Regions from separate parts of the Homo sapiens genome. Here region 2 is linked to region 1. Evidence: chromatin loops called from intact Hi-C (ENCODE). Cell type or tissue: CD4-positive, alpha-beta T cell. All regions are shown on one strand. Links, peaks and the distances in the headings refer to the core of each region. The heading gives the core; the rest is flanking DNA.

What was found. Peaks named below come from ENCODE experiments on the same cell type or tissue, not always from the same donor. Only the 100,000 strongest peaks of a DNase experiment are listed, where the experiment ranks them.
Region 2: a loop joins it to region 1, with 4 times the contacts of the local background. A loop is called at or near these places in 2 of 110 quality-filtered maps.

What each region holds. Positions count from the first base shown.
Region 1 is chr7:117,121,162-117,132,280 of GRCh38, forward strand. ST7 (suppression of tumorigenicity 7) reads left to right here. Exons shown (of 16, transcript NM_001369598.1): 4 at 8,632-8,686; 5 at 9,330-9,445; 6 at 10,724-10,799. All of the region lies in intron 2 of ST7-AS2 (ST7 antisense RNA 2), which reads right to left. Among named protein-coding and RNA genes, the nearest start is that of ST7-AS2, 19 kb to the right of the region's middle. In CD4-positive, alpha-beta T cell, for the core only: CTCF peaks have their summits at 6,612 (motif pointing left) and 6,811; DNase peaks (open chromatin) are centred at 3,700 and 6,610.
Region 2 is chr7:116,229,803-116,240,921 of GRCh38, forward strand. It overlaps TES (testin LIM domain protein), which reads left to right. Exons shown (of 7, transcript NM_015641.4): 2 at 4,732-4,817. LOC124901730 (a long non-coding RNA gene) reads right to left here. Exons shown (of 4, transcript XR_007060485.1): 3 at 9,213-9,447; 4 at 6,066-8,474. Among named protein-coding and RNA genes, the nearest start is that of TES, 25 kb to the left of the region's middle. RefSeq lists enhancers at 814-883, 954-1,033. In CD4-positive, alpha-beta T cell, for the core only: CTCF peaks have their summits at 6,437 (motif pointing left) and 6,638; a DNase peak (open chromatin) is centred at 6,409; H3K27ac peaks cover 401 bases.

The DNA.
Region 1 (11,119 bases), core at 1,697-9,696:
AGTGGTAGCAGTTATCCACCACTGCTCATGCCTGGTGACTGAATGATCAAGATTCCTCATTAGAATAATAAACAGCATTTATTATACTAGCTGGATAAAGTAATGTTTTGCTTTGGTGAGGTCTCTTTTCCTTTCAGAGAGTGGATGAGTTTACAAAGTCTCAGACAATTTTGTTACCTGGCTGAGCAATGCCATCTTTTATATGTGTACCCTTTAGGATAAAATAAATTGTGCCAAGAGGTGTCCAGTACTACTCATAGCTGGCTGGCAGAGTCTATTAAAAGAGTATTGACTTAAAATCTGGAACAAAATTTATGTATACACTAATCCTTGATAATTATAACCTGGTTAGACAGTTATGAAATGTGGATGGGTTATTCTAGAGAGGAAGAAAAAAACCTAATGTGGCTTTTTAAATTTCTTCTTTATCCTTCATGTTTTAGAACTGGTGGCTCTCTCCTTAAAGGGGCAAACTACTTTTCCCAGCTTAGGTCAGGATCTCCTCCTTTGTTTTCCTTAGATTTGTATGTTTTCCTCATGCAACCAGAGCACTTACCACTTTGTCTCCTTCAATAGACAGAGTTTTCCATGGGGATAAGAACTTTGCCTTTAAAAAAATCATATTCTTAAAAACCTATACAAGACCAGGTTCATAAGAAGTACTTAGAAAATGTTTACTGAGGTGACAAAGAGACTGAGCTAGGAAATTCTTCCCACCTGTTTTATAAGAGGAGAAAGTACAGGCCTTGCATGCACTCATGCATTGATTCATTGAGTTTCAAAGAAATAGGATGCTACAAGAAGCTAGAAATAAAGCCGTGCCTTAAAAATTATAATGCAATTTTGTAAGTGTTGCTAAAGGTAAAAATATTAAAGATTAATGGAAGTAGAGAGATAGTGTACAGACTATCAGAGAAGGCTTCCCAGGAGGTGACATTTGATTTGGATAGTGATTTGGATGGATGAATAAGGGAAAAGGGAGACTTGTAGGCAGAGCATCATGAGAAACATGGCATGTTCGAGAAATAAAAATTGGCTTCATGTGACTAGAAAACAGGACATATGGGAAAGGGACTGGATTGTGACAGAAGCCAAAGTTGCCAAGTAGCTCATGCTGTGCTAAGGAATCTGGAACCTGGGCCTTATCTTCAGTGGAATGGGAACCAATGATACTTTTTAAACAGAGGAGTGATGTGATCAGATCTAGTTAGACACAAGGTTCTGCAATTATCATGGAAGAAATGAATTCATTCACTGAGGATAACCTGTGGAAATTCTCACTTTTGTTTGTATTTTTTACTTGGCTAAGACTGAGCTTTTGGATATTATTACTAGTTCAATGATAATATTATCTACCAGTATTCATTTAATATTAACATCTACTAGTATTTACTGAGTGCCTACTATGCATTCTATATTTCCATTCATTTCTTGTATAATAGATAACAGCATTTATTTTCTGGTATCATAACAGTGTTCAAATAGTTATCCTTAGAAAAATGGAAATTAACTTGTCTTAAGTATATTTAGGTCTCCATCTGCCCACTTCTTGACATTTGGGCTTCTGATATTTGGCTGACTCAGCTAAACAAACATGTATGCTAGTTTGGAAGTGCCAGATACCACTGGAATAATACCATTGCTGTTTCTGTTTTTTTGTGGTGATTTTGATTTTTGAATAAGAAAAATACTAAAAGGGTACATTAGGTACATTGTCTGAATTTATCTCTACTTTTAATCACTTTCTATTTCATAGTCTCATTTCAAATGCTAAGTATCAAGAAGGTCCAAAGCTGAGGGTTATCAGTGTATTTTCTTAAACTTGTTTACAAATTCCCATTGCCTTCATAATAATAAAATGACTATTGCCTTAATAACAGAAGGGTGAATCTATTGATTTTCTTGGAGCATCATAAGATGGCCCTTTGCTGAATTGTACATGAAATATAACATGGCTCACAAAGTCTCATGGATGTTGGCAAAGGCAGTGTAATGGTATTTTATTGATTATTTGAGAAAATCATTGAAAAAAGTAAGAATAAAGGGGAAATATCAGTTATAAACATTGTTCTATATGAAAATTCAGTGTAGCTCTTTCCTTAAGGAATAATTTGTTTTGAATAAAAGCTGAAAAACATGGCCTACCTAAGAACGACTTGGGATGGGGGTGGTGGAGTGAGGAGTGAGAAAGGTTGTTATGGTTACAGGCAGATTGTGCATATATTTTTAAACTTCTGGATTTGTACAAAGTGGCCTGAATGCAGACTTGCTCACAATTTGCAGTGATCTTTATCTGCGGGCCAGTGGAGAAATGTAGTTAATTATACAGTTTCTTACTTCAAACTTCAGATTGTTTGGCTGAAGTTAGCATTTGTGTCCATTCCACTGGTTTTGCTTTATTTGGGAGCTAAACTGCTGTTTTCCTCTCAGATATGCAGTTTCTGATAAACCCTGCTGATATATTCTGCCACATCACCATGTTTCTCACTACCATTTCTTAATTCAGCTTAGTTTATGAGCTGATGATAAATAGGCATTTAAAAGGGCCCAGTAACATTCTGAATTTGAGTTTATAGGAACATCTGTTTGATAATTTGCCTTGTTCTCAAATAAGATGCCATAAAGACAAAGGTTTGCAGTGTTTACCTTCTTCAGGATAATGGGAAAAGTGGAGAGTGCTCTGTCACATGAAAAATATCCCTGCCAAAGTCAAGTTTAAATTCTCTGAGATACTTTAATAGCCTCTTGCATAGAATTGGATCTTTAAACAAACTGGATAGTCACTTGGCTTCCTGTCACGAATCATCTCCTTTTAATCTTCATAAGTATATATGTATATTCCAAATTCTAAATAATTTTAATAATTCTATATAAATGTATATATTCTAAATTCTGAATTAAATTTTATTACATGGCCAGAAGCAATTTAAGTGCTGATTAAATTCAGATCATAAAGAAAAACAATGGCGATGTAGAAATTTAGGTAGAGTAAAAAAAATATATTCAAGACCTTCGTCGGTCCCAAATTTTCATAGCACTAGAACAAATAATTTTATCGATAAGAAGCCATTTGGTTCCAATAATAATAACTAACACTCTTAGTGTCTGCTATCAGCTTTATATGATATTGTCTCTTGTAATCCTCACAATAGCCCCAGGAAGCAGATATTATTATTATCTCTCTTTTATAGTTAAGGGAGCTGAGGTATAGCAAGGTGAAGTAATCTGTCCAGGGTCACATGGCGGATAACCTGGGTAGTCTTACTTCACAATCCAAGTTCTTAAGCACTTTAAAAAATTGAATTGACCTTGTCCAGAACCTCTATGAGGTGTATAAACCAAGATTAACATAATTATTAAGCAATTAAAATAATAATTTTAGTAAAATTCTGTACTGCAGTGGATGACATTATTTCTGAAGTGACATTAACCTAACTTACTGTAGGAACAGTTCAGTGGCAGGATTGCCAGTGGTTGACAGCTCGGGCTCTGGGGTCAGACAGATGTGGTCCTAATCTTCTGTGTGTGACCTTGGGCAAGTTGTTTAACTTTGCTATGTCTTAGTATCTTAATCTGCAAACATGGGAATAGCAGTAATGTCTACTGCATAAAGTCATTTCAGCATTAAATGAGGTCATGTGGAAATGTCAGGTCAGAGGACAGCCATTTGGCAGTGTGCCCAGATGAGCTGATTTCTCTACAAATACGACTGTGGAGAATGGCAGTCACTTGGAGGTATGGCTTTGTGGTCAGCCGGGCTTACTCACTAGCTGAGTGACTCTTTATATCCAGGCCATTCAGTGCTTTCATTTCAAATATATCCCTCAGCAAAACTGCAAAATGCTACATGTCAAGGACCTTTCGGGCTGCTCTCTAATAGTCTTAATGAGGGTAAACTCACCAAAATCTAATGGATGTGTTGAAAGTGATTATCTTAGCCAGTGTTTTTCACATCTTTTTAAAATCCTTTGACACTAAAATTTGTGCTCTAGTACAAATTAGGTCTCCAGTTAAATGATGATAATACCTAAAATAGTTTTAGTAGCTAGTGAACACTTACTTAGTAAAGTTATTTCATAATTTCCACATTATTTGGTAGGGTTGGTTGACTTAGGTGAAAAATGACCAATGAGAAGTGCATGACAGATGCTGTTACAGATTTAACCATCTCGACAGTATTCTTGAAGAAAGTGGTACATTATCTTGAATAGGAGGCCAAAATAATGGTCTTAAAATTCACATTTACTTATATCTTTTGTTATTTCATAAAGAATTTGAGATAGTAACATATTTGTTGAATTGAAAGCTACCTACATATTTTTGTGCCTTTACTTCTAATCATTGTTTCAAAATAACATTTTGAAGTTATGAAACAGTTAAAGCTTAATTATTTAAGAATATGGATATTTTTACTAATAATGATTGCTTTAAATTGATCTGAATAATGTAGAGAATTGGGTATTCATTTCTGAGATATCAAAGCTAATAAACATATGCACAATCACTTGTCAGAAATTGACTGGCTTGGGGTTAATTTTATAATACAAGCCAATGAAACTTTAGCTAGCACCCTTTTCTGTTGTACTTTGAAACTAAAGTGTTTAAAAGTGTTAAAAAGTTCCTAATGTTTTTCCAGGGGAGTTTTTAAAAATTGTTTCTTTAGTGAAAAATCTAACTGATGGATTCACAATATTTCCAAAATATGATGTTGCAGGGTTTAACAGGTTTGTTGCATGTAATGGATAAGAGTCGGGCAGTCTGGACACCAGGCCTTAATCTCATTTACCATAGACCTTAGGGAAATTAGCTTTTCTGTACTTTTTACTTATGTAAAAAGGGTGTAATATATACCCCTAACTAATGTATGTAAGGAATGTAGATAAATCGAGCTTTAAGCCCCTTTACAGAAAGGATCCATGAAAATCAAGCTCATAGCAACAACAAAAGTTGCTGCTACTACTGTTTGTAATAACATTGTCATGCTTATCCATACTTTAGATTCTGGGAAGATGTGGTAACTTTTTAGTATAAGAAACCCTTCTGGGCCTTGAATTAGCAATTTATAATTTTTGAAGTCCCCATGACTAGGGATTTTCTATCTTTTTTTTAATTTTAGAAAAAAGTTTTCAGAGTTAAATTGGGTGTAGAATAATATTTTCTTTCTGTGTGATTAAAAGCTCTGTGACTATAGAGCCTTTTTTTTGTTTGTTTTATGAGAATTGAGTTCTCTTCTCTTGAGTATTGTGACAAAGGGAAAAGTCTGTGGTTCTCTCAGAATATTTATTCCCTCTGTAGAGCTTCTTCAGGTGGGTGCCAGTTAGTTCAATACCCTTTTCACTTTTCTGCCAAGGCTAAATGTTCCTCTAAGACATAAGCTATTATCTTTTTTTGTAACCCATGGCCTAATTGAGAGATTAATGCATAATTACCCACTCAATACATGTTTAAACCACACAGTCTTATGAGTGATGGGGTGGGCATTGCAGAAGAGTAGAAGAGTATGAAAAGACATGAAATAAATAAGTATGATTGTGATGGAAGGTTTTAGTAGGGAATAGTGAGAGGGAGGGCTGAAAAAAAAGGATTAGAGCTTGCTTTTAGAAGTACTTAGCTGTAGATAGTAAACATTATTCTTTAGGTTCTTTGTCTCTCACAAAGAAGCTTGTAATGATCTCATTATGACAAAGTAGGGAATCTCTTCCGCAGACTTTGGGAACTAAGCAAGTGCTATTCAATATTTGCTGCTGCCCTTTTTCTTGAATTTCATTCTTGCATGTGTGCTAAGGATGGAACATTTCTGTCAGCACTTGTGAGTAGAGACTGCACTGTGAATTGCTGCATATGGAACTATAGAGAGCATGTTTGTTGTATCAAGGGTATATTTTTAACTATATTATTATTGATATTAGCAAGTTCATGATGAAGTCCCAATCAACTTCTAGTGCATCTTGAGGGCATTAAAATTGTTGATGTTAATGGAGAATGGAAAATTCCTTTTTGGAGGTAAAATTTTAAATCTGATTTGAAATAAGGAATTTATTCCTTAAAGGAACACATAAGAAACTCTTACCCTCTAGAGATCTAAGTACTTCCTGACTTAAATCTTCATATTCTAATATGCTTGGCATTTACATCCTTTGTCTCTATCACTAAACCATCACATAGCCTGATATTTATGAGGTATGTTACCTAGAGTGATTCTAGATTGAGTTTTTGCAGACAAGATAAGATTATGGAACAGAGGGACAAAGAAGAAATTAACATAGCTGTGGCCTAATTTTAAAGCACAACTTTGACATGTGCTCATGTGTGACCTCTAGGTTGCTTGTTTCTTAAAATAAAAATATACCTGTCTTGCACCTTCAATTTAAAGGGCATAACTAATGAAGACATTTCTTAGATACTTCTTCATTACATGTTTTATTCTCACTTAGAACAGTTTACATCTGTTACAATTACTTAGATCCTTTTTTCTAAGTTTTAGGGATAGTTAAACTGAATGCAGCACACATATATGACACCAATGTTAACACAGATTTCTTTTTAAGCTCAGTTCTCTAATGGAAGTCATAAAAGCAATATTTCACAATGTTTGCTGCACCCCCTGCTGGCTGTATTGTGACACTTCTTAAATAAAGAGCATCTTTAGATACTGCTCAGTGAATACTTTAGGTATATACATGATTTATCTTTGGAGTTATTTTTTGTTTAGAAATAATTTCAATTGCATCTGATATATAATAGAGTCGAAATTTTAATTGAAAACAGTTTTCTTTGTGATTTGTCAATTGATGTTTAAACAGTGTTTATCCTTCCAGGTAGTATGATGATGTATTTGTTGGAGACAAAATATTTGCCCTAGCCTTTTTACTAATATTTCAGATGAGATTCTGTGGAGGAGAAGCATCTCCCCAAATGTCCTTGTTTTATAGTAAATAATTCTACCACGAGGATCCTTATCCATAAATCTATATTCATGTTTATTTTGTGCTAGATACAGATCTTGCAATATTCATGAAGCTTTAAGAAGAGCACTTTGAATCTTAAAAGAGATTCTCTGAGCAGGGGTTGGCAGTGGTGAGGTCCAGGTAGTTATAATAGCCATAAGAGCAGGGATTATGGTTATTGAGCTCACCAGTGTGTTTCAAGCCATGATCTGGAGTCAAGGTGTTAGTGATTCCTCTAAGGGGAGAAAAAATAATTACAGGAAGCATAATTTTGTAGTTAATGCCATATGAAGTGACAGCCATCAAATCTCAGTTTCACAAGAACAAAATTCAGAGATGCTAAATTAAGTGGACAAAGATCATTTTCTAAATGGCAAGTTAAGCTAAGTGACAAAAAATTTAGGGCCATTATTTATAAATATTGTGTAAATTTTAAGTGGGATCCTGCCCTAATTTAGAAATAAGTACATCTTCTTTAAATGAAAACACGTATTCCTGTTATGTGTATATCCTTTACTATTTTAACAAATATTTGTTGAGATTACACACATGTTCCCAGAGTGCTTTGTGTTCTCCATTATCACACTGTGTTGAAATTGATGGTTTACTTATTTCCTCCAGTGGGTGCTCAAATTAATGCTCAGTGGATGGATGGATGTTGAATGTACAGGACTGAGGGTAGGATCCTAATGAATCACCACGTGGCCTTCAATGTCCTTTGGATTTCTGCAATAATTGCTCACTTTTTTGTACATATGTTGTTGGATGTGGTTTTTGCTGGTTGCACACGCACATAGATGTTTTGAATACTATTAACTGATTTTTTTATAATAAAATCTTATTCATCCAAAATCTAGTATTCTGAATCAGTAGAAAGTCTTAATCATAGACTGTTTTAAAAGAATTGTAGTTTATTAGTCATATGCTTACCATTATAACACAGTCTTAAAGTTAATGCTTGGCTTTTCTAAGTTAAAGTCCTTTTGTTCTAAATTTCTGTGGTCCTGGTATAATAAAGAGGTATGACCTATTAGGATGTGCTAACATGATGATATTAGTATGATGATTAGTATATGTATCTGTGCAAGTAAATGATATTAAAATGCTTTGAGACAATTTCTTTTAATTGCATTTCTTCCTACAATATGGTAATCTTATTAATTTTCTTATTCCTTTCCTGTAAGGCAAAAGCAAACTGGTAAATTATCATAAAATCACTGTTAGCATGAACCCAAATTAAGACTATAAGGCTGTTTGCATATTATACTCTATAGTTTGTCTTGTCATGTACAACGTTATTATGAGGTATGTTTTAGACTGACAGAAAATAGTTTTACTTCTGCCTATACTTTTATCTATAAGGTTTTAGAAGTAAATTCATAGAATCAGTTTGGACCTCTTGAAATAATTTTAGGAGTTATGAACTAGCTGATTTTGGCATGCATCTTGATTTGGCAAGTGAGGAAACTCAGGCCCAGAGAGATTAGGCAAAACTTTCCAAAGTCCCGGAGCCTGAGCCACATTTTGTGATTAACCACCCAGAGTTTTTCCACATTGCTTCCCATGTAAAGGGTAGTGAATAGAATTATCTTATCAAATGGCAGGAAGGGTGTTTTGCTGAATTAATTAGCTTGTAGTGTCACTGAACTTACGCGTAACATTTTCATATTTCTCTTTGTTGCAGAATGCAAAGTATGGCGAAATCCACTAAATTTATTTAGGGGTGCTGAATACAATCGGTAAGCATTTTGACAGCTTGGGAAACAAATGGGTCTGGTTCAGAGAGCAAAGACAGCAGCAAATGTTTTTGCTGGTTCATTTAGGGGTCATTGTAACAGTCTATGTAGTGCGTCCATTTTTTAATACTATCTTCAAATGTTTTGATTTTTCTGTTTTATAAATATTTTAGCACTAGATTTGGGATAATGTACAAAAATGTGTAGTTTTTAGAGTTTTTGTATTAACAGTTATTCTTTTCAATATATACTATACATTGAAAACATTTTGAAGCTTACCTGGAATATGGTTATAGAGATGTCGCAGAAGTTATGTTGGAATTTAGTTTAGCAAAGTAATTAGGCAAATTAGAATTTTCATAGCTTTAGGAAAGTGTCTATTCATAATATGAATTAGGGAAGGTTTTCATTAGCAAGGGCTAGTAAATTTTAAGACAAAAACACAGGAGAAAATGTTTATTTCTTTTGACTGATATAATTCCTGAAGGGAGAATAAGATGATTTTTAAAAATTTTTTTTATTCATTAGCAAAGCTATTTTAGTATTCAGTTAATGGTCTATATTTCAACGCCTCTGCAGCTTAATATTTTATAGGTCTTGCTTTTCTCTCTCAAAAGTGTCTAATCATCTTATTTCTCCTTTGCAGGTATACTTGGGTGACAGGACGAGAGCCTCTTACTTACTATGACATGAATCTCTCTGCCCAAGACCACCAGACATTCTTTACTTGTGACTCGGACCATCTGCGTCCCGCAGATGCAAGTATGAAAAATCCATACATCCTTCTGAATGGGAGGGCTTTTTGGCTTAAGTGTCAAGATTTCTGCTTTTAGAATATCCACTCTGTAAAACTCCAATGAATAAAATATTAAATTGTTGATTGACTAATAAGAACCCAGAACTCTGATAATTAAGTAAACCTTTATCACAATGAAGTATTTATGTTGAAATGAGTCCCCTCATAATAATTTGAATCATGATTTTTAAAAATATATCGAAGTTGGTTTTATATATTTTAAAGAAATATGAATCTTATATGAAGCTAATGAAGTTCTTGGTTGAGTTAGCATGAAGGCCTTATCTCCTTTATGATATTCAAAGTAGAAATTGGAATTTACTGGATTCAGATGATTAATGAATATATTTTAGTGACTTTTATTTGCCTATTTATAGGTTAACTAGCATCGAATGGGGTCATGGCCTTGGCTATTGGAGTCTAGATGTGTGTTCCATCTGAGAAAATACTTTGTTTAGTGTGTATTTTACATTACTTGAGTTTCAGATAATTCAACTGAAATTTTTTGTTATAAAATTTATTCAAAGTAAATAGGTGAAAAAATGTTTTTGAAAGGGAACCTCTACACACTCTAAAATAATTTATAAAATACAAATTTATAAAATAAATAAGGAGATTGTTACTCCTTTGTAAAATGGTACTCTTTGCTATGGTAGAAACATCATGGTACAGTAAATATTCCCATTGAGCTTCCCACCATATGTTCAGAAACTGCTCTGATGTATAAAAGCTAGGTTTGCAGGTAAATTTGGGATATAAGTACACATGTTAAGCAAAAGCTTAAGCATTTTTTACTGACCCACGCATAATTCTTGAAATGGTTTCAGAATGTTCTAACACCAAGAGTCTGTGTTAAGTGCTTCGGAAAATGACCAATTATGTTGTATCTAAGTGAATGAAAAGGTTGGTAGCAATGTCATCTCAAAATGCATAAAATATATTCTCCAAGAACAAATGACATTAATGTGCAAAAGACACGCAAAATCTCTGTTAGAGTGCCTTTTCTTGATTTCCTTAGCCTGTAGTTTTGTGAGCACAAAAAAGGTTTGCTATCAGCAGTTGAAATACTGTGGAATAGCACATTAATACACTAATATGACTTTGGAGATTTTGGCCAACCCTCTTAGCAATGAAATATGTTCTTGTAATTTAAGCTGACACTCCTAATTTAGCTCTTGTCCTCTACTGAGTCTACCTAATTATATGTATGGATTGACTTGGTGTTTTCTCTTTTTCTTAAATAGTAATGCAGAAAGCCTGGAGAGAGAGAAACCCCCAAGCTAGGATTTCTGCAGCTCATGAAGCCTTGGAGATAAATGAGTAAGTGGGGGAAAATCTTGCTGTTAAAAAGGAAATCTCATCCTTTGCTGAATATATTCAGTTGCCATTGATAGGATACTTAAATTAAACTGCATTTGAACTGGAGGATTATTTGGGGAGTTATTACTCTATTTAAAAAAGTTTTTTTTTTAAATGAAGGACAGCCACCATGTGGAGGTGGTTTTAGTCATTTTATGAATTCAATGGCTTTGCTGTGATCCTAAATTAATTTCTTGAAGGGCTATCCCTAGGATATTGTGAGGATATAAAATAAATACAATTCTTTACATATCTAAAACATTCTGACAGGGAAAATTTTC
Region 2 (11,119 bases), core at 1,834-9,833, 890 kb before region 1:
TCAATCTGAAACTAGGCACATCCTAAACAAGGAAAATGCTAGAGTGTGAATCACGTATCTTCTTTCTTGGAAAGGCATTGTTTTTGTTTCCTAACAGAGGGTTGATAAAGAGGATAAAAATATGGAAAAAGTTCTCACCCAATAATGTGGCATAAGTCAGAGATCTTCAGTGCTGGTATCAATGAGATTTAAGTTTTGTAGCTATATACTTATAGCTATAAAATAAATTTCTTACTGAAATGTTCTCAGGAAAACAAGTTTATTGCCAGTCTGAAACTCTAATTTCTCTAGCTGCTAAAAGTGATTTTGAAAACTTGGTGTCATTTTTGTTTGTGTTTGGTGTGTGTGTTTGTTTTTAATTAGGACTGCTTCCATTGGGTTATAGTAGGAGAAAGTGTATCATATTGCCGTGACCCATTCCACTCTCTTTCACTTACTTGCTCTCTGTCTGTGATGTTTAAAAGTTCCCTCACACTTAGGTCTGAGCATGTGGGGAAAATGAAAGTGTTTGTGTTTGGAAAGGTAGAGGGGCACTTTTTCCAGGCAGTCACAAATCTAACTGGAAAGAGTCCATAAAGAGATTAAGTTGGCCTTCCAGGCAGGTCCCAAGGGCAAAAGAACCCTGGAACAATACTTTCTGGGTTTTCCAGAGCGGCCTACAGAGCCAATTTCTCAAGTTACTGCTTTTCCCAAGGCCTGGTCTCCTGGTCCCTGTGAGGGCTTCCTGAGCTTCTGCTAGCAGAGCTTGAGAGGTGCTCTTGCTCCTCACCCTCCCCTGTTGCCCTGTGGCTTTCCTCTTTACCAGTCTCTCCTGTCTCTGAGGATGTCATCCTCTGTTAAGCTGGTAGCCTAAGACATGGCATTGAATGCTTCAAGAGGTTTAGTTTCTTCCTTGGGAAAATGAAAAGGAAAACAAAACAAAGTACTCCGCCTGCTACAAGGCCAGCCCTGTCACTCTGAAAGTGCTTTACAATTTTTTGGCTCTTCCTTTGCCCTCTTCTGCCACAGGCCTTGTGTATGGTGTTTCCTCTGCCCTGAATGCACTTCTCTGAGCCAAATTAGATACTGCTCAGCCTTTCCATTGTAATTCATGCACCTCTCCTTCAGCGAAGCTTCCCCAGCCTTCCTTATTTATCTTGTCTTCCTTTTTAAAGCTCTCAGAAAGTCATCTACACTTAGAGATGGTGCAAGAGTGTTTCTGGAAAAGAAAGTTCTTTTCTTTGGGGCAGAAATTAGCTAGTGACTCTTTGGAAGACAAGAGCTCCCATTTGACACGCTAGTCCTCTGCCCCAAAAGAACAGTAGAGCAGGAGCCAGATGCTGAGTTTTAGGTCTGGTTTGCTATTGAGTAGCTGTGCAACCAGGAGCAAATTATCCCTCCTCTCTGGATTCTATTTTCCTGATCTCTTACATGAGGGAGATGCCTAGTCCTGTCCAGAATAAGAATATGTGGGAGACTTTAAAAGAGCAGCAGTTCATGAAATACCACCAGCTCTAGTAATTCTAATAAATAAAATGATAGCTATTTTAAGAATATATTGATGAAAAGTGTCAAACTCTGTAAAAGTATTTGAAGATCTTATTCTGAGCCAAATATGAGTGATCAATGGCCTATGACACAGCCCTGAGGAGACTCTGAGAACATGTGCCCAAGGTGGTCAGGCTACAACTTGGTTTTATACATATTACAGACATCCGTCAATACATGAAAGATGTACATTGCTTCAGTCTGGAAAGACAGGACCACTGGAGGTGGGGGGCGGTCCTTCCAGGTCATGGGCAGATTCACAGATTTTCTGATTGGTGATTAGTTGAAAGCCTTATTATCTAAAGACCTGAAATCCAAAAAAAGGAATGTCTGGGTTATGATAAGGGGGCTTGTAAGGACCAAGGTTTTATCATGTAGATGAAGCCTCCTGGTAGCAGGTGTCAGAGAGAATAGATTGTCAATGTTTCTTATCAGAGTCTGTTCTGTCAGTCTTAGGTCTCTGTGTTTCTGCTAATGCTGGTCAGCTGTGAAGCAGCGCCCACCCACCCCCAGCTCCCCATTTCCTATCATGGCCTGAACTAGTTTTTCAGGCTCACTTTGGAATGACCTTGGCCAAGAGGTGGGGTCCATTCAGATGCTTCATGGGTTTATAATTTTATTTTTGATTTACAAAGATAAAAAGTTGGTAGGAGAAAACAACTTGCCCCTTTGCAAAGTTGACTTTGTAAGTCAGTAGCGAGCTACTCCAAAGCCTTAGTGTAAAAACTGCTGACTCATGGAGGTTCTAGTTACATTTGCTGAACTTTCAAGTTGGATTCAGAAATAGTGAATGAGATGGTATTGTTCCAGGATGTTTGCAGTCTTTTATAAGCCCAGTGTTGTTCAGACCAGGCAATTCCAATCTGAAGGCATGCAAGAATTTAAGTGGCCATTTAATTTAGAGGCAGAAGCATATTTCTAGATATTATCTGTCCACAAATATCAGGATTTTATACACACATGTAAGTTTGTATGTGTATGTGCAAGTTCTTTGTCATGAGGTAAAATTTATTCCATGTTGTGAATTATATAAAAGAGAGTTTAAAAGCCTCTGATTTAAGCTAAGCTATGTGATTAAGCCTTAATAATGTAATCAAAATTTTCATTTGGGATTAGAGTTTATTTAGCAGGAGATGCATGAACATAGTATGAATCATATCCATACTCCAGGCACATTCAGAACTAACTCTTCTGTAATGGAAAATTAGAAAGGGCCTGAAAAAGAAAACTTTTTTGGATTTGCTTTTCATTTTACTATGGATATTGTAATGGAGAAAACATGTAACTATGCTTATTACACAAGACCAGAAAAGTTTCCCTCTGTCTTTTGTTTAACCTACATTATTTCCATACTGTGTGAACTGTGATCATCAGTGACAAGGAAACAATTTAATTGCTTTAAAAAAAAGCTTAGTGTTGACACTAAATATACAATTTAAAGACTTTCATTTCTTTTGAAAATTGGTAATATGGACATGGCAAAGATGATAAAGCTTAGCTAATGCTGGACAGTTGTTTATTCTTTAGAGAGTATACTTTATATGGTCTAACTTAAAAGTATTGTGGGTTTTCCTAAGCAACTGTGTGGACCAGTTGGGTTTGAATATGGCCTTAATTATGGAAAAAGGATGTGGTCATTTTCTTTAGGACAAAAGGAAAGGCTTCACTTAAACTTCAGGACATGTCAGACTGATCTTTCAAGGAACCAGTTACAATGTGGTTTTGATTGCATAGTGACAAACACAGCTTGGTAAAGTTACAAAAGAGGGCCATTGAAAAATACCTATTACTTGTCCAGCTTGAACTGCTACTCTAGGCACTAACCAGTAACTAATTCCTCATGGTCACTGATGTGATATTTAAAACACAGAGTAATCTGATTACTGGTGGTTTGCCACTGTACTGATGTAAGGCTGGCTACTCTTTTTTTTCCAATATCAGTCGTTGGGTAAAAGAGCTTAATTACAACCTTGTGTCCTTCTGCCATCTGCACCCCACTCCTTCCACTTATTAGGCCATGTCTCAGCAAGTTCTCAAAGACTATTGTTTAATATGGTAAAGAAGAAAAGGGTTTGCTATAGCAAGGGTGATAATACAGCTCTCCACTCCTTGCCTCCCTACAACTTCAGGCAGAAGAGCACAGGCCTTGGAGTCAGAAAGACTTGAACTCAAATCTCTACCATTTATTAACATTTTGATCTTAAGCAAGTTTCATAGTCTCTGAGTTTCAGCAAAAACATTTCAAAAATGGCAAATCATATTGCCTACTTTGTAAGCATTTTATATAGTTCTGTAAGATTTTAATGAGATATAAGTAAAGTACTTACCTCTATTCCTTGTGTCTTAGTCTATTCCTGCTGCCATAACAAAATACCTTAGACTGGGTAATTTATAAATAATAGAAATTTATTTGTCAAGTTCTGGAGGCTGGGAAGTTCAAAATCAAGGCACTGGCAGACTCAGTGTCTAGTGTGGGCTTGCTTTCTGCTTCCAAGATGGCACCTTGTTGCTGCATCTTCACATGGAGGAAGGTTCAGAAGAGATGGAAGAGAGGAACTCACTCCCTCAGGGGCTAATCCCATCAATGAGGGTGGAGCCCTCATTGCTAACTGCCTAATCATTTCATAAAGGCCCAGCTTCTTAATATTGGTACATTGGGGATTAAGTTGCAACATGAATTTTGGAGGAGCACGGACATTAAAGCCATAGCACTGGCATTCAATAAGTGTATATTGTAGCTATTATAATAATATTTATCATAATAAAAATAATATTTCAGTTGTAATTCCTAAAATCTTTAATTCCTTGTTTGATGTAAAATATGTTATTCAGGATGAGACTTGCTTTTTAAGGTATAGTTTTCTGAGTGTTGTACCTATTGTGCTATGGGGCTGTACTATGGGGCAAGTAGTGGCCAAAGACATAAATTCATGAGTTTTTGTTATTTGCAATATTTGTAGTTTTCTATACAGTTATATTCTGATGCTTTTCTTTTCATGATAAAAAGCAATCAGAATATAAAATATGTTATGTATGTACTTGGAACTGCCATGTACATACCTGGGTATCATCATTGACTAAATATAAGATTTGTTTGAAAGTTATCTCAACACAAGTGGTAAGTGGAATTAAAAGTGCAATTTATTGAATTTTTAGATTTGTAAAGAATCTAATAACAGATTCATGATGTTTTCTTTTTAACAGATGGGCTTAGGTCACGAGCAAGGATTTGGAGCCCCTTGTTTAAAATGCAAAGAAAAATGTGAAGGATTCGAACTGCACTTCTGGAGGTATTGTTTTGAAAACTGCAACCACATTAGTAATTTATACTTTTTGCAATACTTCCTCAGACAGTGGAGATATCTTCGAGTTCTCCAGCATGGTTGCTAAGTTGCAGACCTGTTACTGTCTTTTCTGAGAAATGAATACAACATAAAAAGTGTTCTGTCTTACTGTCATTAAGTTTGACTTAGTGAATTGGACCATAATAACTATTTAGAGTTGTTGGATTTGCTTGCTGTCTTTAAGATTTCCTTCGAGCCTGAAATACTGAATATATCATCTTTCTGGTGGTAAATAAGTTTGTGGTAATCCTCCAGGACTGTTTAATAATTTATTTGTTACTTTTTTTTTGAGACGAAGTCTCATTCTGTCACCTAGACTGGAGTGCAGTGGTGTGATCTCAGCTCACTGCAACCTCCGCTTCCTGGTTCAAGCGATTCTCTTGCCTTAGCCTCCTGAATAGCTGAGATTACAGGCTTGTGCCACGACACCTGGCTAATTTTTCTTTTTTGTATTCTTAGTAGAGATGGGGTTTCGCCATGTTGGCAAGGCTGGTCTCAAACTCCTGACCTCAAGTGATCAGCCCACCTCAACCTCCCAAAGTGCTGGGATTACAGGCGTGAGCCACCATGCCTGGCCCTGTTTAATAATTTAATTATTCTCTTCTTAAAAATTGGTAACTTTACATCTCATGTCTACATTTTCCGTAAACAAATATGAATACTGAATCAAGCATGTATATGTTAGTTATCAGGAAATGAAGTTGAATTTAGATCTCTTTAAAATTTTTAGCTGTAAAGTTACTAGTGAAAAACCATTGAAACACTTGAATTTTTTTAAGAAAAAAATTAATTGTAGTGTCTTGGTTTGAATGAAGTGCATATATACACAAGACAATGTTAGTGAGTCAAAAATGTGAATTTTCTATAGATCTTATCTTTAGGTTGTTTTGAAAGTACTACTGCATATCATATAAATCTAAAATCAGTATTTGAAACCTGTGCTTATGAATGACTGTCAAGTCCATAGTGGTAATTCACAAGTCTGCTCAAAGTTAGAATTAGCAGGAAAAAAAAATAAAGATAACTATACAGTTTTAGGATGGCAGCTACCTTGTTAGGATGACTCTCATTTGAGAAACACTTCTGTACTACAGATTTCCACAGGAAACCGTTTAGAATACTTTCATCAGCTCTTGGAGATGTGTACAGTGTAAATTAAAGGAGAATATAAACAAATAAAATTTTAGACATTAATCTCTTTTAAAAACTAGTTTATTGAATCAGTTTTCAGAAACAAAGATAATTGTTTAAAATAGGAAAGTCAGTAGAAACCTGCTAGAACTGATACAGTTCTTCAGTTTTGATACAATTCTTCAGTTTTAGGGAGCTAAAGTTTTCCAGAATTTTTTTTTACAAGACTTAAGCAGCTCTCCCTTGTGCTGTCTCTTCAAGGGACATAGAAGTGGCAGTATGTCTCTCATGTTTTAAAAAGGTAAAGTGACTTAACACAAAATAGTTTTCATGAATTAGAACATCTCTGCTCTTAATGCTCACACTATTTTCTATTGGGCCTATTAGTTAACTTTACAGAAGGCTGCACTGCCCTCTCCTGGGCATAGTTTTTACCTTACAATCTTATAATACATAAAATCCAAAATCCAAAATGCTCCAAAACCAAAACTTCTTGAGTGTCAACACGATGCCACAAGTGGAAAATTTCACATACCTGACCGTGTGACAGGTTGCATTCAAAAATGCATTCAAACCTTTGTGTCTTGTACAAAATTATTTAAAATATGTATAAAATTACCATCAGCTTATGTACATAAGCTGTATATGAAACAGAAATTAATTTTATGTTTAAACTTGGGCCCTATCCCCAAGATATCTCATTGTTTATGCAGATATTCCAAAATTTAAAAAAAATTTGAAATCTGATACACTTCTGTTTTATTTTACTTGTGAAACATTTTGGGTAAGAGATACTTAACCTGCATTCTTTTTAGTTCTGCTATGCAGTTGCCAAAAACCGCTCGTGAGATTTTAAAGCTCATTCCTAAGAGATATCATCTTTTCTCTAAAGCAAGTTAGTCATTTTTGTTATGTCTATATTAATCATTTTAATCGATATTTTCAGATGAAAATATATCCGACAAGAGCAGATCTCCATGGCATGAAAATAACCTTTTACATTTCAATTTATCACACAGACTCATTTAATCAACTGGGTGTAGTCTGAAAATCTAAGAGCCATAATAGTCTAGGACTTTGCATATGGCCTGTCATTCAGCTGGGGTTGATAACAGTCCACCCCATTGGTATTTCTTAGTAGTTCTGACATCTTCCTGGCATGGGTCCAGTCACATTTCTCTCAGAATTCTTGATAATTCCCTGACTTTTTCACCATAGCTAAAAGAGCTGAAGCAGGTGCCTTTGACCTCCCTATGTAGCCTCTTTCAGTACAGTCTTTGAAGTAAAATATTCTAGACTAGTTGTCCTGAGTGTAACAAAGATTCCAGGTCTAGTCTAGGGCCACAGAACTTATGTGGGTGAAGTAGACATGGGATCCCATGACCCTGCCCACTTAGCCTCCTCCTCCAGCTTCATGGTGATCCTTGACTTAGGACCCTGAGGGCTCCATCGGGCACATTTCAAAAATCAGAGTTAAATTATTCTCTACCTCTTTATTAGTCTGGCCTCTCACACAATCACAAGAATGGTCTTTTGAACATGGATACTATTACATACTTCAGATGACTTAAGAACCCTCAGTAGTTTCCCACTGGACTTCTTTTAGGCAAATTTCTTGGCCTTTGACATTAAACCCTAACATCTGGCCTCTGCTTGCTTTTCCAGCCTCTTCCACTTCCCTTCCAAGCACTCTATGATCCAAGTGCTTGATACATACTATTCCCTGAAATTTTGTGCCTTATTGCATGGTGTTCTCTGCCTGGAAAACCCTACCTCCCACCACTAGGAAACAAAAAGTCTCAGCTCAAGAAATACCTCTGAGAAGTCTTCCCTGCCCATGTATGTCTTTTCAGGCTGCCATAACAAAATATCACATACCTGGTAGTTTAAACAGAAATGTACTTTCTTCCAGTTCTAGAGGCTGGAAAGTTCGAGATCAGGTGCCAACATGGTTGAGTTCTGGTGAGGTCTCTCTTCCTGGCTTACAGACGGCTGCCTTCTCACCACGTGCTCACATGGCCTTTCCTTGGTGTGTGTGGGTGTGTGTGTGTGTGTCTGGAGAGGAAGAGATCTCTCTCCCTTTTCTTATAAGGTCACCTATTCCAATGGATTGTGACGTTCACCTTGTGACATCTTTTAACTTTACTTCTTAAAAGCCCCTGCTCCAAATACAGTCACATTAGGAGTTTGAGCTTCAGCATATGACTTTGAGGAAACACAGTTCAGCCCACAGCACCCCCTTCCCCTGCTTCCACATACCCCCAAGTTGTTAGGAATCATTTTCCTTTTTATCACCTTGTATACTTACAGAAAGCCAGGAGATAAATACCCAGACCTCATTCTTCATCACTCTGATTTTCTGCTGGCACCTCCCATTGTCCCATTGCCAGTGACAAGGGATCCCACAGGTGTAGTCCTTAAGGATCAGCCTTCTGGGAAATAGCACAGAGTACTGAGGCATGGAGAATGAATCTGGAGAGGTGAATGGAAGATGCCGGATCAAGGTGTATCACCATAGTTGCAGGAGACTAAAAATTAATTATTAGGAATTTAGAGTGAACTTGTAACTTAACTAGTCTAACCTCATTTTACAGATCAAAGACCTAAACCAAAGGAAGTTAAAATGACTTGTTTGAGCCCATGAGTTATTAATAATATAATTTGTGAATGATTTCTATGTGTCACACACCAGTAAGCACTTGTAATAATTTTCTACTGCTGCATAACAAATTACTACAAACTTTGCAAGTTAAAGCAACAACTGTTAACTCAACATCCATCATTATTATTATTATTATTATTATTATTATTTTTGAGATGGGGTTTCACCCTTGTTGCCCAGGCTGGAGTGCAATGGTGCGATCTCGGCTCACTGCAACCTCTGCCTCCTAGGTTCAAGTGATTCTCCTGCCTGCCTCCCGAGTATCTGGGATTACAGGCGCCCGCCACCACGCCCAGCTAATTTTTTCTATTTTTAGTAGAGACGGGGTTTCACCATGTTGGCCAGGCTGGTCTCAAACCCCTGACCTCAGCAGATCCACCAGCCTCAGCCTCCCAAAGTGCTGGGATTACAGACATGAGCCACTGTGCCCAGCCAACATCCATTATTTTTCAGGTTAGAAGTCTGGGATAGGGGAGCTGGCTTAGCTGTCTATGCTTAGCACCTCAAAAAGCTGAAATGAAGGTGTTGGCCAGGCTAAAAGTACTCACCTTTAAGTGCGAGGGAAGAATCTGCTTTCAAGCTCATTCTTGTTGGTAGAATCTATTTTCTGTGGTTGGAGAACCAAGGTCCCTGTTTCCTTGTTGGCTGTCAGCTGGGGGCTGGCTACTCTCAGCTTCTAGAAACCAGTCACATTCATTGAGGTACAATGCCTTCCATCTTCAAAGCCAGCACCACTGCTTAGAATCCTTCCTGCACCTCACATGCCTCCAACTTCCTCTTCTGCTGCGAGCCAGAGAAAATTCATTGCTTTTTAAGGGCTCACATGATTAGAGTAGGCACGCCTGGAAAATCTCCCATTTGCCATATAAAAGTAACATAATCATGAAAGTAACACCAGGGGACAGAAGTCATAGGGGCCATGTTAACATTCTGCTTACCACAGCACTGTATGTACCTGATTGTACCTAATCCTCCTAATATTTATTTTATTATGTATGAGAAATCAAAGACGTAGGAAAGTTAAATAACTTACTAAAGTTATGGCTTATAGATGGCAGAGCTGAATTTGAACTCAGAGTTTTCCAAAACCTTTCTCCATGGCAGAGTAGATATTAGAATGCACATTTTTCACTCTCAGGGCCAGTGAACTTTGAACTGCACCAGGCTGTCGCCTCTGAAGTGTGATTGTTGTGACACAGACATCCTTGTGGACAAAGGTGTACTTTTACTGTGAGCTCTCTCCTTTTTCAGTGTGCCCATGATTACAACAGTAGAGGAAAATAAAAGGTTCAGGAAGCCTAATAATGACCCAATAAGAAACACTATCTGCTGGGAATGCTTTCAAGTAATATATAGAGATAAAGAGTGTTTATTGAAATGTATGACACAGACCCAAGGTTTCCAGGAGTTTATAGCCAGTTATTTCACATTGAAGGTATAATTAATATAATTGCAACCATGTCATTTATCATATTAAGTAACAGAATTATTGTTTTGCTTTACCTTTGTTAAAGTCTCCTAATAAAACAGTTGCATTTTATTAAAAATGCGTTACTTGATTATAACATACATCTGTTCAGAATTTCTGATTGATTTAGAGCTGGGTGAAAACTAAAAATTCCCTACCATAAATGGATTAATACTTGTGTTGAATTCTGTCACAGAGGCCCACACTTAAATCCATATATGTATATCCCTGTTACAAAAGGGCAGCTTCCAACCCTTTTAAATTATGGTTTGTAGCAATGCCATGGCCGTGCTTTTAAATCACTGTGAATGCTGGCAGCATGTCAAAGCACTCTAGTTTCTACTGCTTGCCTTGGAAAAATAGTAAGTTTTACAAATAGTGATACAAAAAAATTTCTTTTGGGAGAATAAAGGATAGTTTCTTGATTTTTTTCAGCTTGAAAATGTAAATATGTTTATTTGTCTGAGGCAATACTTTTGGTAGTTTTGTTCTTGCATTCGCTCTCCCAGGCTCGCTCTTTCTCTCTCTCTCACTCCTTCCCTCCCCCTCGCTCCTCCCTTTCCTCCATACATATTAATGTTTGCATATATATGTGTTAATGGTGCTAAATTCTTTTTGTACAAACAACTTTTTATACAAATAACCCTCCTCCATCCCCACACCTTAGAGCTTCCCAATCTGCCAATCCACCTTTGCACCTTTTTAAAAGAATCATGAAAAAGACTTTTAAACTAACTTAATTCTGAATCCCCTTCCCTTTTTTTCCCCATAGAACTTTTCTTAACATCCTATGGAGAATCTGGAGAGAGAACTGCTCAATAGGACAGTTTAGAAAATTTAGAGGTTTGAAAACTGTGTTAAATATGGGAACTGATTTATATACTCTCTTAAAACTATCAACTCAGTATAGCACAAATAAATAAACAAGCTGTTTAAATCTATATATATCATCAGAAGTTACTTATGGATCATCTGATGAAAGATAAT